Linked DNA regions of Mus musculus: region 1 is linked to region 2. The links are chromatin loops, found by intact Hi-C in ENCODE. Cell type or tissue: heart. All regions are shown on one strand.

Region 1 (8,000 bases), 51 kb after region 2:
GTGAGACATAGCATAAGTGGATCATGAGCATCGCTGTTGTGGGTTCAGCATCCCTCCTGACCAGTCCTGTGTCAAACAGGCCAGGGTAGGGAGGAGAGAGATGGGGAAAAGGCCTGGAATAGTTTTGTGGCAGAGATGAAATCAGGATCACTTGAAACTCTAGAGGAAAGGAGACAAAATGGCTTAAGTCATGGTAAGGGCACCCTGCAAATATAGGAAAAATGGAAGAAGTTAATTTGGGGGATAAAGGAGGTTTTAGGACCAACCAAATCACTGAATACCATCTACATTAAAGTGGGGAGTGACTCTCATCAAACACAACTGGACATTGTCCCCTGTGCTCACAAGTATGGCCTCTGTTTGGTGGTAGTCTGGGCAGATGTTTTAAGGACACAAGCAGCAGCTATTTGTCACCACCCTCAAAGTTCATGTTCTTAGATCCTGACAGAAAACCTAGTGGTGTGGCTGGAGAGGTAGGTAGTTAAGAGCAGTGGCTGCTCTTCCAAAAGACACAGGATCCATTTCTCAGCACCCACATGGTATCTTACAACTATCTATAACTCCAGTTCCAGGAGATCCTCTTCAGCAGGCACCAGGCATGCATGTGGTGCACACATATACATGCAGACAAAACATCCATACACATAGAAATAAAATGCACAAAAGAGTTATTGAAAAAAAAGGAAAAAACAAAACTCCTGGCATTGCCATTGGCTTAGGAATTCCAGGTTCATATAGATCACTGCCTTACGAGATGCCTTAGTTACTTTTATATTGTTGTGATAAAACATCATGACCAACGCAACTTAGAGAAGGAGGAGTTTATTTGGGGCTTCTGGCTCCTGAGGGACCGTCACAGCAGGGAAGCTTGGCAGCGAGCAGATGAAAAGTCACACCTGGAACTGCAGACAGGAAGCGGAACATACTCAAAATGAAACCTCAAGGCCCACCCCAAGTGACACACTTCCTCCGGCAAGGCTATGCCTCCAAAGCCTCCGTACACAGCCACCTTCCTGATCTAGCCCAACGTCAGTGGGCAACTGCCCCATGAGAACCAGATGGGTTTGGAAACTGGGCTTCTATTCTGAGCCCTGGAATTTCTGTGGTTTCTAAAGGCCTTGTGTTTTGGCAGCACCTGCTACCTCTCTTTGAGACGGTGTTGTTTTGTCCCCGCACTGTGTCCATTAAGATATAAAGCTTTGTTCCTTCCTACATTTCTTAGCTTGGCAACATTTAAAGGGGTATATGTGCGAGTGTGTGTGTGTGTGTGTGTGTGTGTGTGTGTGTAAGTGATGTGGGAGGGGCCATCAGAGGCTGCAGCAGTGCAGGTTTGGCAACACGCAGAATGTTCTCCCAGACAGCACAGGACTCCATCCCCCCTTCTTTCATGTACCACTTGTCTTCATTCCCCGGAACAAGTCTTTTCACGCTCCCATACATAGCCATCCTTTCTCTGACCTTGATTCCTGTCACCATTTCACCTTAAATTGTGGTGGCTTTCAAAGGGATTTTGTTCAACATAGTCATCTCCCTCCCCACGGGGCACCTGAACGCCACCTCTGAAGGTGGCACACTTTATTCTCACTGTACTGACTTGGTTGGTATCATAGCAACCATTTGTACTTCTAGCTCTTGGGTGCACTTACGGATGGTGACGCAGACTAAAGTGAATGGTACCAATGTGAGTCAGATCTGGTTCAATCCAGATAACTTGTGTGACCCAAGGCACAACCACCACACCTTATCGAATCTTTTGTCAGCTATAAGTAGGAGCAATAAACACCATCTTAAAGGGAAACACTTTACCACAGGCCTGGCTTTCGTAAGCAGTGCCTTCCCAGGATCATGGCTGAGTGCCAAGGGATAAAAGCTGGCACACAGCAGCTCTACAGCTGGGAGAGAGAGGGGGGCAAAGGGGGAATGGCTGCAAGAGCAGACTGTTGTTTGGCTTAATGTCTCTGGAAGGTTCCATCCATCCTTGAGATTCTGCAGGATATCAATGCAAGCCATGGGGGATGTATATGGCTTAGGAAAATCATGGAAGAAAAGCTGCCTGGGACACTGGGGAGCTGGGAGCTGCCGGGAAGCCTGACCTTGCATGATTTAGCACCTGGTTTTCTTGGCTCTTCCGTCCTATGACTTGCTGGCTTTGCATCACATGGACGGGAGGAGGTGCCAGGGAGTTGCATTAAACCTGTCAAACAGAGGGGGAGAGGACTGTGGGAGGGGGAGGGGCCAAGCCGAGAAAGCTGATAGTACAGTAATGCCATCTGGACTTGGCGGGGAAGACAGCCTGAGGTCAGATGGAACCAACAGACAGAGCAGACTAAACCACTGCTGACTCCCAGAATCTCCTATGTAGAAGAAGATCTGGTTTATTATAAAGGGAGGATGAGGGACCCTGAATGACCGGAGAACTGGTAAGGTTTTTGTGAAGGCAAGACTAGCCAGGTGCCTCCTGTGTCTAGCCTTACCTGGAAGTTCCCAGAGAGCAGAAATATGGGAGAGCTGGCCAGTCCTGGCCCACAAGAGCGGGTACTTCTTACTCAAGAGTCTTGTGAGGTGGTTACTAAGCACAGTCACCAGATATGATCAAATTGGGTAAGTCTGTGACTACAATATGTTTCATATAGAGGCTGAGTTTGTTGTGGTTCTGTTGGTAATTAAAATGCCCACATAGCATACGTGAAGCCCTGAGTTCAATCCCCAGCAGTGGAGAAAACCAGACAGCCCACACCTGTGATCCCAGCACCCAGAAAGAGACAACCGGACTAAGCATTCTAGGTCACCCTGGGCTACATCCAATGGCAGAAATTGATGAAAACCCTGGCTTGAGTTTAATAAGCAAACACTCAAAACCTTTTTTTTTTTTTTGGTTTTTTTCGAGACAGGGTTTCTCTGTGTAGCCCTGGCTGTCCTGGAACTCACTCTGTAGACTCAGAGATCCGCCTGCCTCTGCCTCCCGAGTGCTGGGATTAAAGGCATGTGCCACCACGCCCGGCTAAACACTCAAAATTTAAACTTAATCCCAGGACCCAGAGCAAAGGCAAGCAGATCTCAGTGAGTTCAAGGCTAGCCTGGTCTATATAGTAAGTTCCAGACCAGGCAGGAATGCACAGGGACACCCTATCTCGAAAACAAACCAATGAGAAAGAAGAGGAGGAGGAGAGCAGGAGAAGAGGAGGAGGAAGAAGAGGAGGAGGAAGAGGAGGAAGAACCTCAAAATCTCACAGTTCCTTCCCTGGTCTTTTGCATTCTTGGGTTATTTGTATTTGTGAGATGGGACTATGACCTAATAGGATGCCAGTCCGTATCCCTTCCCTACCTCACGGTGCAGTGATGTCACACTGGGTAGCTTGGAATCCACTGCGGTAGAGGTTTCTGTACCACAACGATGGGCAAACACCACAGATGAAGTTTGTATCCTTCAAGGGTCAGCACAGCAGTGCCACTGGGTGACGGGAGAAGGAAAACACGTACAAGCTCAGGAAGGCCTCAGCTCTGGGGAGGTAGGGTGTGTGAAGGCTTTCCTGGAAGCCAGTGACCTGGAGAAGCTTGCGTGATCCTTTTGAATTCAGGCAGACTACTTGCCAACATGGCTTTCTGCTAATTCTGCCTAGCTTCTTTTTTTCACATGGAGAAAAAAAAATCTGTTTCCTTTGCCTGGGAAATTTGGGAGTGATTATGAGACTCAGTCTCCCCTATGGGAAACACCTAGGCTAAGCTCCCTTGGGGAGAGTCCACTGTGGGTTTCCCCCGCACAACTGGTAAACAGAGTGTGCTGTAAAGAAATAACAGACGTTAACTGGAAAGCCAAAGAGCTCATTTGCAAGCCGATTTTACAGCGACAACAAAGTTAACTCCCCCAAAAGGGAAGAAATCAGTTTAAAATGACTTGCTCTTCTTTGCTTTCTTATTAAGATTATTACTGCGGACCAGAATGCTTCACTCGCCTTTGTGCGCTGTGGCTTTTGGACATCCGTTTAAGTAAGAGTCACATGCTGAATCTCCATTTTATTATTTTCATATCATAAAATGAGGGGGATGCTTCAGAGAGACGCCATCCTATTCACTGGCGCACCAGCTGCATTCTGAAAAAACCATAATTTTCCTTTCAAACCCAGAGTGTTGTCTGAATTGTAACAGCTCCCTGTTGTCAAGTTGATGGGGGAAAACACTGTTGCAGATGGTGAGAGCTTGTCTGGGCCGCCTGCCACGCTCTCCTGCACTGACTCGCCAATTACAATTCAAACCACGTGGGAGACTTAAAAGCTGTTTTAAATGGCAGCCTGGTGCAGACAGGAGTCTTCCGGGATTGAGAGACTCTGCATCCACCCGAAGAGCTCTGACTGGCCAGTGGGACCATCACGGCTGCTCTTGCCTAACCTTTCAAGAGGCTTCTTGGATAAAGAGCTGTGATAGGACTGTCCAGGGTGACAGGCCTCAAGTCCCTGGACTAAGGCTATTCCCAGCAGCAGCAGGCAGATCAGGAATTCAAGCCAAGGTGAGAGTCAGGGTGAGCGTCAGCCGCTGAAGCCAAAGACACCTTCACCCCAAACGCTGTCAGCGACCTTTCTTTCCTTTTCATACTTATTTTTTTAAGAAAAATTATATTTTCCTTTATGTATATGTATATAATCTGAGCGAATGAATGCCATGTGGGTGAATGACTGTCATGTGAGTGTAGTGCTCACAGAAGCCAGAAGAGGGCATCAGATCCCCTGGAGTTACAAGTAGTTGTGATGACAGCTTTGGAATGTGGTTTTTGGTACAACTGTACTGAGTTGAGCACTGTAGCTCTATTCCTCCTTTTGATGCTATCTCTGTTTTGACTACACCCCTGGGGAGGAGGTGGAGGTAGCCCTTGCTGCAGTTCTCCACTAAGCCTGCCCCAATCCCAATGTCAGCCCCCTTACTCTCTGCCCATGGAAGTGTAGAGGCCATTGGACCAGCCAGCCCCAGGCTTTGCTGGATCTCTTCCCCTGGGAGTTTGCCAGTGTCAGTGTTGTGAAGGAGACGAGACGGTGGCCCCCGTAGTCTAGAGGTTTCTACTGACTTCAGGCATAGCTACCATGATCTGCTTCAGAGTCTCCAGCTCTGGGATTTCACCACCAACCATGTGTGCAGTCCTCAGCAGTCACGCTGCCCTGCAGCACAAGTGTGTGGGGACTCGATGACCTCCCTGGAGGTGTTTGTTAAGACTTAACCTAATGGGATTCCCCACAACTTCTCTTGCTTCCCTACAGAGATGTCACCTGGCTTGCTAAGTTCCTTTACACTACAGTTGATTTTTACAGGGACAGAGGTTGTGTCTACTGCCCAGAGTTTCTTTCACCAAGTCTTCCAGTTAGGTTTCTAATCTGACATCATCTCTGGAAGTTCTCTGTTTGAACAAGGGTCTTCCTTTGAGGCTCTTGTTGTCTGGGGGTCACTAGCACAGACTAGAGAATAAAGTAGCTAGGACAAGTGGACTCTAAGTGACAAAGACCAAAGAATGTGACTTTCTCGAATTACGGTTTACAAGATGGGCCTAGGGTCTCAGAAGAGGGGCTGCAGGAGAGGTCTGCCATACACTTAAGGAGTGGTTCTCACATGTCTGCCCCTGTAGGGTCTGGAATGAGCTATGTTCATCCACTCTGACATGCTACACTGTCCCTCTTTCCTACGTTCTTCTCACTGTTTCCAAGCTCCAGTTACTAAGAGAGAATCTCTCCTTCAAGGATGGGAGTGCTGGAGAGCTGACTCCATCAGTAAGAACACCCACCACTCTTGCAAGGAACCTGGGTTTGGTTCCCAGCAGTCACTTGGTGGTTCACAGCCATGAGTATCTCCAGTCCCAGGGGATCCACTTCTGGCCTCCACAGGCACTGTACATGGTACCCAGACATACACTCAGGCAAATACTCATGCACATAAATTAGAAATAAAAATCTCAAAAACTGTTTCCATATGCTGTTGTCTCATGTGGCAACATTACCAATATGCCTTGACACCATTAATTCTCAGTCCTTATTCTGGTTAGCCCAGGCATCCAGAACTCCACAGAGCTCCGGCATAGGCCAGTGGGATTGTCATGGCAAGAGGTATTAGGAGAGAGTAGTAATTGCTGCCCGGCCACCTTGTCTGTGGCTCTGGCAGAAATGGGTAGAGTGGTGCCCGATGGAAAGACCTTTGGGCTGGGTATAGTCGCCCTAAGCTGAAAGATGTTGGGACTGCCTCTCCTTTGATTCCTGGTGTCCTGTGGTGTTCTGGGTCCTCCAAGCTTCCTGCTCCTATTCCCACCTATCTGTCTCACGGATACCCACTGCTTCTCCATTGGCTGCTGCTGTCACTGCAGACTCTTCCTAACTCGGAGAATAGGTTTCTCCCACACCTTGTGCTCTTCAACCAAGCATAGGATAGTTTAGCTCAGTGACACAGATCTTTAGTCTAACTTGTATATTTCTTTCTTAGACTAGCTTGGCTGAAATCCTCAAAGCAAGAGAACATTTGAGAAGCAATACCCTCTTGATCCCAAAGTCTATGACCAAAGAAATACAACAGCCAGGAGTTTCTTGTTATCAAAGACTTAGCTAGGATAATATGTGACTATAGTCCTCATTGTATAGTATCAGACTTATGTCAATTGCCTGGTGAGACCAAGGCAATGCACTTGTTTGTTTGTTTTTCCTTATATAAAATATATATTGGGGGCTAAAATGGCACCATATCTGCAACTTACTTTCAAGGTTCAGAAAACAATAGAGATGTATAGAGAAAACGATAAAGCCCATGCGGTAGAATGAACACAGGGAGTGGGGAGGTGGGAGCTGGATGGAAGCAAGGCATCATGGGAGTTCTGAGGCCACATGTCAGCCTCCGGGGCTCCTTTGCCTCTGCTCCATCATGCGTTCAGTTTCCTCACTCAGGGTTTCTTCTCTTCCTTCTCCACACATCATCCCTCCGTGATCTCTGTTGTCAAGGTATTCATGACCATGCACATGACAATCATCAAATTTCTCTCTTGAACTCTGGTTCCTTTTCTGAATATCCAGTTACTCACCTCTCAGCCCCTCTCTGTCTCATAAGCATCTCCAAGTCACTGTATCCCAACAGGTTTTCCCCTGCTCTCTGGGGCTTTTCTCCTGGGTGCACAATGCCAGCAACTTGCTCAAACCAGAAAAAAAAAAAATCCCAGGGGTCATTTTTGGCTTATCTGCCCCTGCTGCCCCCTTACATACAACTGTGTTTCTTGTAGTGAGATTTAGTTTTCAAACTATGAGCTCTTTTGTTACCTCCCCCTTTTCCCAACCCTATTTATTAGGATCTTTGGGGAAATCTAAAACCTTGACAAAAATTTGCCAGCAAGTAACAATGTTGGTACTGTTTAAGTGTGGCTCAGTTAATAACCTTGTTTTTATGATTTTAAAAGTTATAACTGGCTGCTTGTTTATATATTTGCTATTTTGAAACTTTTAAAATTACATTTATTTACCCATCCATTGTGTGTACGTGTGCATGCGCATGCACACGCCGTGGTGCATACACCAAGGAGCTGTGTGTGTAAAGGAATCAGTTCCATCCTTTGACAGTGTGGCTCCTGGGGACAGGACTCGGGTGGTCAGGTTTGGAGGCAAGTGCCTTTACCGCCATCCACCAGTCACTACTCCCACCTCATCAGTCTCTGAAACTGTGTTTGAATATGAACAAACATGAAATACAATCTCCACCCCATTGCCATTGATCTGATAGATTGGCATAGACATTGTATCAAGTGAAACGGAGGCAAATTCTGTCACTCAAATCATGCTGCTGCATCACTTTTGAAACACTTCTTGACCAAATGTTTGTTTCACGTGAGCTCCTGGGCCTGCAGGATGTCGTTCCTCATGGTCATTGTGAACACGGAGTTGCCTCATCTGCACCTGGAGCTGCGGCCGGGCATGGTGAGACTTAGAGGTGGTGGAGCCATTTGGGGAGACTTGTGGTCATCCGAGGCCCTTTGGAACAGCACGGTCCAG
Region 2 (8,000 bases):
TTGATGTTAATTAGCCCTGGGGCTAATTATATTTGTTCTCTTGTGAGGGGTTATGAATAAGGACTGAGTCAGTACTCAGGTGATTTCCTGTAAACCTTCCCACCTTAATTTGTAAAATAAAGGAGAGCTGATGATTGGGCAGAAAAAGGGAAGGTGGAGTGGAAGGTTGGGAGAGAGAAGAAGGAGAAAATGGAAGAGGGAGAAGACAAAGAGGAGGAGGAGGAAGAAGAAAAGCAGAGCAGAAGCACATGTCCTGGAGAAACCACAAGTTCTAAGGGCTCTCATAGATGTGGAAGACGGTTGTGTAGTGGTAGATCTGCCCAATCTAGGCACATAGCATGTATCCATATTAATTGTGTTGTGTTTTCATTGCCATGGCATATTTGGGTTGGAGATTTACTGCAACAGAGTAGCAAATAAATATGCAAAAAATGCGCCTTCCCCCTGACCAGGCAACTGAAGGAAGCCCTTGGGACACTATTTCACACCCATCTAAGTGGGAAAGTGGTGGAGGATACTGGTACAGATGTCGCATATGGAGCGCCAGGCTCTCATGCTGATGGACAGACCGTCAGTTCTTTCTTCTGCATAAGAAGATAACTGGACAGCTGTAGGCAGTGGTGCATACCTGTGATTCCAGCTGCTCGGGAACATGGGGTGAGAGGATCACACACTTCAAGTGGCTTAGCAAAGCCCCGTCTCCAGAAGGAAAGAAAACCCTTCCAGTATAGTTGTGAAAATGAAAACTGGGTTGCCAATTGATGCACAGATCCCATTGTTTGTTTGCTTGTTCGTTATTCTACCAGGCTAGAAAACCCCTCACACGTATGTACACAGAGTCACTGTCTTAGTCAGGATTTCTATTCCTGCACAAACATCATGACCAAGAAACAAGTTGGGAAGGAAAGGGTTTATTCGACTTATACTTCCATACTGCTGCTCATCACCAAAGGAAGTCAGGACTGGAACTCAAGCAGGTCAGAAAGCAGGAGCTGATGCAGAGGCCATGGAGGGATGTTCTTTACTGGCTTGCTTCCCCTGGCTTGCTCAGCCTGCTCTCTTATAGAACCAAGACTACCAGCCCAGAGATGGTCCCACCCACAAGGAGCCTTTCCTCCTTGATCACTAATTGAGAAAATGCCTTACAGTTGGATCTCATGGTGGCATTTCCTCAACTGAAGCTCCTTTCTCTGTGATAACTCCAGCTGTGTCAAGTTGACACAAAACTAGCCAGTACAGTCACATATATAGATGATCAGACAGATGATCACGGCTAGAATACATACTGAGAGTTCATGAGGGTCTGACTCCAAACACCAGGACCACATATGTGTACATGCGCATGCGCATGCGCACACGCACGCACGCGCACACACACACACACACACATACACACACACTGTGAAACATTGCAGTTTTATCTGTTATAAAATAGGAAACATCTCATATGTCCAACAAAAAAAAAAAACAAAGTGCAGTCTTACTGCATGCATAAGATAGTTTACTAGGCAGCTTTCAAATAAAACAACCAGTGTGATAGACAGCAACATTCCAGACACTGTAAGGAGACAGGAAATCAAGTTGCAGAATAATATGTAGAGTAAGGTACCATCTACATAAAGGTACAGCTATGTGAAAGGAATGTTTATGGCACATATACAAGCCTAAGTATCCAAGACACATGGAATGCATGATGCATGTTAAAAGGGAGAGAAGGTCAGGAGTGAAGTTATCATGGTGTATACTGCTTCTGCCTCTACTTACAATGTTTATTCCTTTTTGAAAAAATCTAAAGCAAGTGTGGGTACAAAATATTAGCAACCATGTAGATGAATATGGGAACAGGTGTTCAGTCCATTTTCTCTGTATGTTTGCATATTTCTTTTCTTCTTCTTTTTTTCTTTTTTCTTTTGCTAAGAAGAATGCTTTGGAAACCATAACAACAGCTGGAGTAGGAGGTAAGTTAGTTTTTTGTTGCTACTATAAACACTATGACCAAAAGCAAGTTGAGCAAGAAAGGGTTTATTTCATCTTATAGTTGTAGTCCTTCACTGAGGGAAGTCAGAACAGGCGCTTGAGGCAAGAGCTGAAACAGAGGCCATGGAGGGATGCTGCTTACTGGCTTGCCCCCCCTGACTCGCTCAGCCTGTTTTGTTATAGAACCCAGGACCACCAACCCAGGGCAACATTGCCTACAGTGAGCTGGACACTCCCACATCAAATGTTGATCAAGTAAGTGAAAGCTGGTCATGGGGTCAAGGCTACATAGCAAGACCATGTCCAAAAAGAAAAAGAAGTGGCGGAGGAGGAGGAAGAGGAAGAAGAGGGAGAGAAAAGAAGAGAAGAGAAAAGAAGAGAAGAGAAGAGAAGAGAAGAGAAGAGAAGAGAAGAGAAGAGAAGAGAAGAGAAGAGAAGAGAGAAGGGAAGGGAAGGGAAGGGAAGGGAAGGGAAGGGAAGGGAAGGGAAGGGAAGGGAAGGAAAGGGAAGGGAAGGGAAGGGAAAATAAGACGAAAGAAAAGCGTCAGACATGGTGTCTGGTTCACACCTTTAATCCCAGCACTAGAGAGACTGAGGCAGTTGGCTCTCTGTGAGTTCAAGGTCAACCTGGTCTACACAGTTCTAGAATATCCAAGGAGACCTTTTCTCAAGAAAACAAAAAACCAAAAAACAGCAAATAAAATTTGAAAATAAAATAGTTTATAATCTATGCATGTTCTCCCATAGCTTCAGGTCATCTCTAGATCACTTGGAGCTCCATGTAAGTTGCTTTATATGTATAAGGTGAAAGTGAATATCCTACTAGAAAGAATTAATGTGTTACCCGTCAGTTGGCTGAAGCCTTCCTGCTCACCCTGGGTGTTAGTCATGAGCTAACAAGACAAATGCTCTTCAAGTCGTTTGGTAGCTTTTGTGTCCCTCAGTATTTGACAGTAGCACGGATTAGCATCAGTCAAACAGGGCAGCAGTAGGCACCTTCTGGGGTTAGGGCTCTCTACAGGACTTGGGAACTGGGACCCTTAACTCTTGTATAGATCTAGTATTCTAGTTTACTTTGCCATTGGTACAATAGAATACCTTGAACTTATGGAAGGAAGGGTTTATTTTGACTTATGGACCCTGTGGGATGAGAATCCATCAAAGGCATCTTGAAGCATGGTAACAGACAGATGGCATGATGCTAGGAGCAGCAGAAGCTGAGGCCTCAGATCTTCAAGCAGGAGCTTGGCAGAGAGAGCAAACCTGGACTAGAGGAACACTTAAACCCCAGTGACACACTTCCTTCAGCAAGAACACACCTCCTAAGCCTCTCCCAGCTGGGGACCAAGTGTTCAAATACTTAACCCTTCGGGGGAGATTCTCATTCAAACCACACATACAGGAGGTTAGGATTTCTGAGCTCTTGGCAGCAACTGGCATCACAGCTTCTGGGCAGCCTATGCCCTGGGGTTCCTCAGCCCTTGAGACAAGCAGTGTGTTATCTCCTGGGCTAGGGTTTTCTGAGATACTTGGCTGGTCCTAAAAGCTCGACAGCTCTCTGAAACTCTTCCAACATCCAGGACCTGCACTCTATTTTCTCTATCTATTTATAGCTTTCTTTAGCTTCAGCACTTCACTGGCTTCATTTCTGCCCACCCCCGCCCTCATTCCTGTCCTGGCCACTATCTTGAACTGGTCATGTGTCTCTCCTTCAGCTGTTAAGCAGCTAGACACTTCTCAGTGCCGCAGCTTGGCCTCTGGACCACTTAGGGCTGCCTTTCCTTCAGCTGTCAAGCTGAAGGCTGCCCTGCCACTTCTGCAACTCAGGCTGGCAACTACTTAGCTGACATTGCCACTGCTGATCTAGATCACCTTATGTCTCTGCTGCTTCGTGTTACCAGCCCAGCCCGTGCTGCTGAAAAGTGGTCAAGAGGTCACTAGAGATGAGGTTTTTGGCTGTTGTGTCCTCAAAGAGGCAGAAGAGGAGGATGTCCCCCAAGCTGGCTATCTAAGTGAACTTTATGTAACAGAATGGGTGGCTTGGATCAATCACAGCACAACTCACTAGCAAATGAAGGTCTGTGTTTCCACCAATCACAGTGTGCTTTACATAAGAATGGAGGGAAATCAAGTTTGGGTTTGTACACATCTTTACCTTCCCTCTTTAGCACCAGTCACAGCAACCCCTTTCTTAGGCTATCAAGAGAAGTGCTCCTTCTCTGACGGTAGAAGGGTACTCTAGTTGGCTGCCAGTCTTTTCCTCACCATGGCTGGGGCATCAAAGAACAGTCTAACAGCTGCCAATAGAGGGTCACATTGCCCCATCGTTCAAAAGCTTCCTTATTGACAGAAAGTGAAACTAGGCATGCTCACCCTTAAGAACTTAGAGAATTCATCATTGACACTACCAATAATTTTAAAAGATTCCAACAATCCTTTAGCAAATCTTTCTTTTTAAAAAAAATTATTTATTTTTATTTATATGAGTACACTGTAGCTGTCTTCAGACACACCCCAGAAGTTTGCATCGGATTCCATTACAGATGGTTGTGAGCCACCATGTGGTTGCTGGGAATTGAAGTCAGGTTCTCTGGAAGAGCAGTCAGTGCTCTTAACCACTGAGCCATCTCTCCAGCCAATTTATTTGTTTTTAGTGTTTGCGTGTGTTTTGCCTCCATGTATGTCTGTACACCAGATGCATGCAGTACCTGAGGAGGCCAGAAGGCGTCAGATCCTCTGGAATTGGAGTTAGACAGTTGTGAGCTGCCCTGTGGGTGCTGAAAATCAAACTCTGGTCTTCTAGAAGAGCTGAAGTCCTTTTAACCTCTGAGCCATCTCTCCAACCTTTGTTATAGTACCTGTCAATGGTCCAGAGAAGTTTCCTCTACCCACCCCTCAACCAGCCCATCCACAACCTGCTCACACCCACCCTCACTGCCCCCTCAGCCCCACCCCTCAGCCCACCCACACTCACACCACCCCACTCATATCCACACCTATGCCCCGCCCATACACCCCTACCCTCTGCCTTCTATCTGTTAGGAGGAAAGGCTTATTTTGTCCCATATTTTGGAGGGTTTAGTACTAGGTGCTTGGCCCCATGTGGTGTTGGGAGTTTGTCTGGGAGATGGCTCTCACCTCATGGCTGATATGAGGCAGAGAGATAATGGGAAAGACCAGGACAAAAATGACCCCAAAAGTTACCCTTCTCAGTTACTTGCTTCCTCCAACTAGGCCCCCACTCCTACCCTTCACCTTCTAACATAGACCTCAGATTATGAATCTATTAAGATACAGGAACATTCATGAGGTCGGAGTCTTAAGATCTAATCCTGTCTGAAAAATACCATCACAGACACATCTCGAAGTGTGTGTGGTTAACATCCTAAGTTGTTTCTCAATCTAGTAACATTGACAGCCTACTTTCTAGAATAGTGACCAGGAAAATGTGTGTACATTAAGCCCATATGCAATTTTTTTTCTGATTATTTTTCATTTAGGTCAACAGGAGCCATGGACAGTCTTCAGACACAGGGCTGACTGTGACCCAGAGGACAATAGCTTGAAAAGCATACAGTGCTTGTGTTTCAGTGTTTCTTGTTTGGTTGGTTGTTGTTTTTCTACCGGAAACTTCTACAAGGTGGTCTGTTGACCTTTTTCTTTCTGGTACTTACTTCCTTGAGGTCTTCTGGTAGACGTTTTCCAATTTCCTTTCCACTGTTCTGCACTCAGAGCTAAAGACGGCTGGGATGTGGCATGGCTTTTTTCCCCACCTTTTCCTTTTCCTAATGGATTTCTTTGCCAACGTTTCACTAGGACTTTGAAATCTGTGTTCATACATTTGTTGACCTGCACACGTCCTTTTAAAATACGGACTCTGTGCACACACAAGGAGGCTCAGTACTTCATAACTCAGAGAGAAGAGAACACTTGTTACTTCCTGTAAGGAGTCCTATCCTCCACAGGGGGAAATGGTTTAAGGGCGGTTTTGTATCTATGTGTTTAAATTGAATTTAGTTCTAAAGTCATACTTCCTGGGAATGGCGAGATGGAAGGACAGTTAAGAACATGTATTACTCTTCTAAAGGACCTGAGGTCAATTATCTAGTGAGTCACCTAGAACTCCAGCTCTGGGGGATCTGACACCTCTAGTCTCCATGAGCACCCACATACACATGAACTCGTATACACACTGACACATATACGCACATATACATACATAGGTACACATGATTAAAAATAAAACAGCGGGGCTGGTGAGATGGCTCAGTGGGTAGGAGCACCCGACTGCTCTTCCGAAGGTCCAGAGTTCAAACTCCAGCAACCACATGGTGGCTCACAACCATCCGTAATGAGATCTGACTCCCTCTTCTGGAGTGTCTGAAGACAGCTACAGTGTACTTACATATAATAAATAAATAAATAAATCTTAAAAAAAAAAAATAAAACAGCTCTTTCCTTTTGTGGCCATTGCTAGATCGCAGCCACCAAAGTGAAATTCAATCCCTTCGTGACTTCTGATGGAAGCAAGAATCGCAAACAGTGTTTCAGTGCACCTCCTCCCATTTGAAGGAAGATCATCTCTTCCCCTCTTTCCAAAGAGATGAGACATGTATAATGGTCTGTGGCCATTCAAAAGGATGACGAAGTTCAGGTTGCTCAAGGACACTGCAAAGGTCAGCAGATGGCAAAGTGGCCCAAGTGTGCAGGATGAAATAGGTCATGTACATTGAACGAGTCCATCCAGAGAAGACTAATGGCACAGATGTCCATGTGGGCATCCATCACCAGGCTAATGCGGGACATGGACCGAAAGAAGATCCTGGAGAGGAAAGCCAAGTCCTGACAAGTAAGAAAGGAGAAGGGCAAATACAGGGAAGAAATGATGGAGAAGATGCAGGAGTAGAGGCGTTGCATACAGGATTTTCATTAAAGACTGCTTAAGAAAAATATATATGTACCTATATGTATGTATGTATATGCATATATATGCATATATGTATGTGTGTATGTATATACGTATATGTATATACACATGTACATACATATACACATATACATACATTATACATACATACTTATACATATATATATACATATATACATTATATATACATATACATATATACATATGCATACATAAATAAACATATATGTGTGTATATATATGCCATATTTCCTGCTGTATATCATACCCCTACCCCCAATTTCAGGCCTCACACTGTCTGTGGCCTTCCTTAAGAAGTTCCTTGTCCCAAGCTGTAGCTCAGAGGAAGGGGATTTGTCTAGCATGTTCAAGGCTCTGAATTCAAACCCCAGGACTGCCCCCGGCCCCCAATTCTAACCAGAATAAAATAGATTGGGATTGGAGAGATGGTCCAGCAGTTAAGAGCACTGGCTGCTCTTCCAGAGGTCCTGAATTCAAGTCCCAGCATCCACAATGCCTTCTTCTGGTCCAACAATTCAATTCACGGTCCAATGGCTTCTTCTGGTCTGCAGGCATACATGCAGACAAAGCACCCGTACCCATAAAAAAAGAAAAAGTTCCCTGTCCATTAAACCAAGGGGAAGCTAGCTCCACCACCACCTTTTCCTTTTGTGTATCTATTTTAAATGAAGTCACAGCATTTTGCCGAGGCTGGTCTTTAACTCCTGGGCTTAACTTCCCCTACCTCAGCTTCCTAGTAGCTGGGACTATAGGTGCACACCACCATGCTGAGACCCATTACCCCTGCATTCCTTTTTTTGTTTTGTTTTTTTGTTTGTTTGGTTTTTTTCGAGACAGGGTTTCTCTGTGTAGCCCTGGCTGTCCTGGAACTCACTCTGTAGACTAGGCTCACCTCGAACTCAGAAATCCACCTGCTGCCTCTCCTGCATTTCTTTTGATCCTCACAAGTGCCTCTCTGCCCCCTTAGGGACCCAAGGGACTGTTGACTGATTTCTCTTCAACAGTGTTGGTGGTGGACTGGGGTAGACTACATTCAGACCTTTCTTTTCTTGGCATTGCTACCACCCTCAAACTT

What was found. Peaks named below come from ENCODE experiments on the same cell type or tissue, not always from the same donor. Only the 100,000 strongest peaks of a DNase experiment are listed, where the experiment ranks them.
Region 1: a loop joins it to region 2, with 2.0 times the contacts of the local background. A loop is called at or near these places in 2 of 42 quality-filtered maps.

What each region holds. Positions count from the first base shown.
Region 1 is chr4:119,457,206-119,465,205 of GRCm38, reverse strand. No RefSeq gene overlaps it. Among named protein-coding and RNA genes, the nearest start is that of Rimkla, 31 kb to the left of the region's middle. In heart, CTCF peaks have their summits at 2,148 and 4,702 (motif pointing right); DNase peaks (open chromatin) are centred at 2,175 and 4,255; H3K27ac peaks cover 1,310 bases; H3K27me3 peaks cover 432 bases.
Region 2 is chr4:119,508,531-119,516,530 of GRCm38, reverse strand. No RefSeq gene overlaps it. Among named protein-coding and RNA genes, the nearest start is that of Rimkla, 20 kb to the right of the region's middle. In heart, no CTCF peak of the experiment used is centred here; a DNase peak (open chromatin) is centred at 3,660; H3K27ac peaks cover 1,744 bases.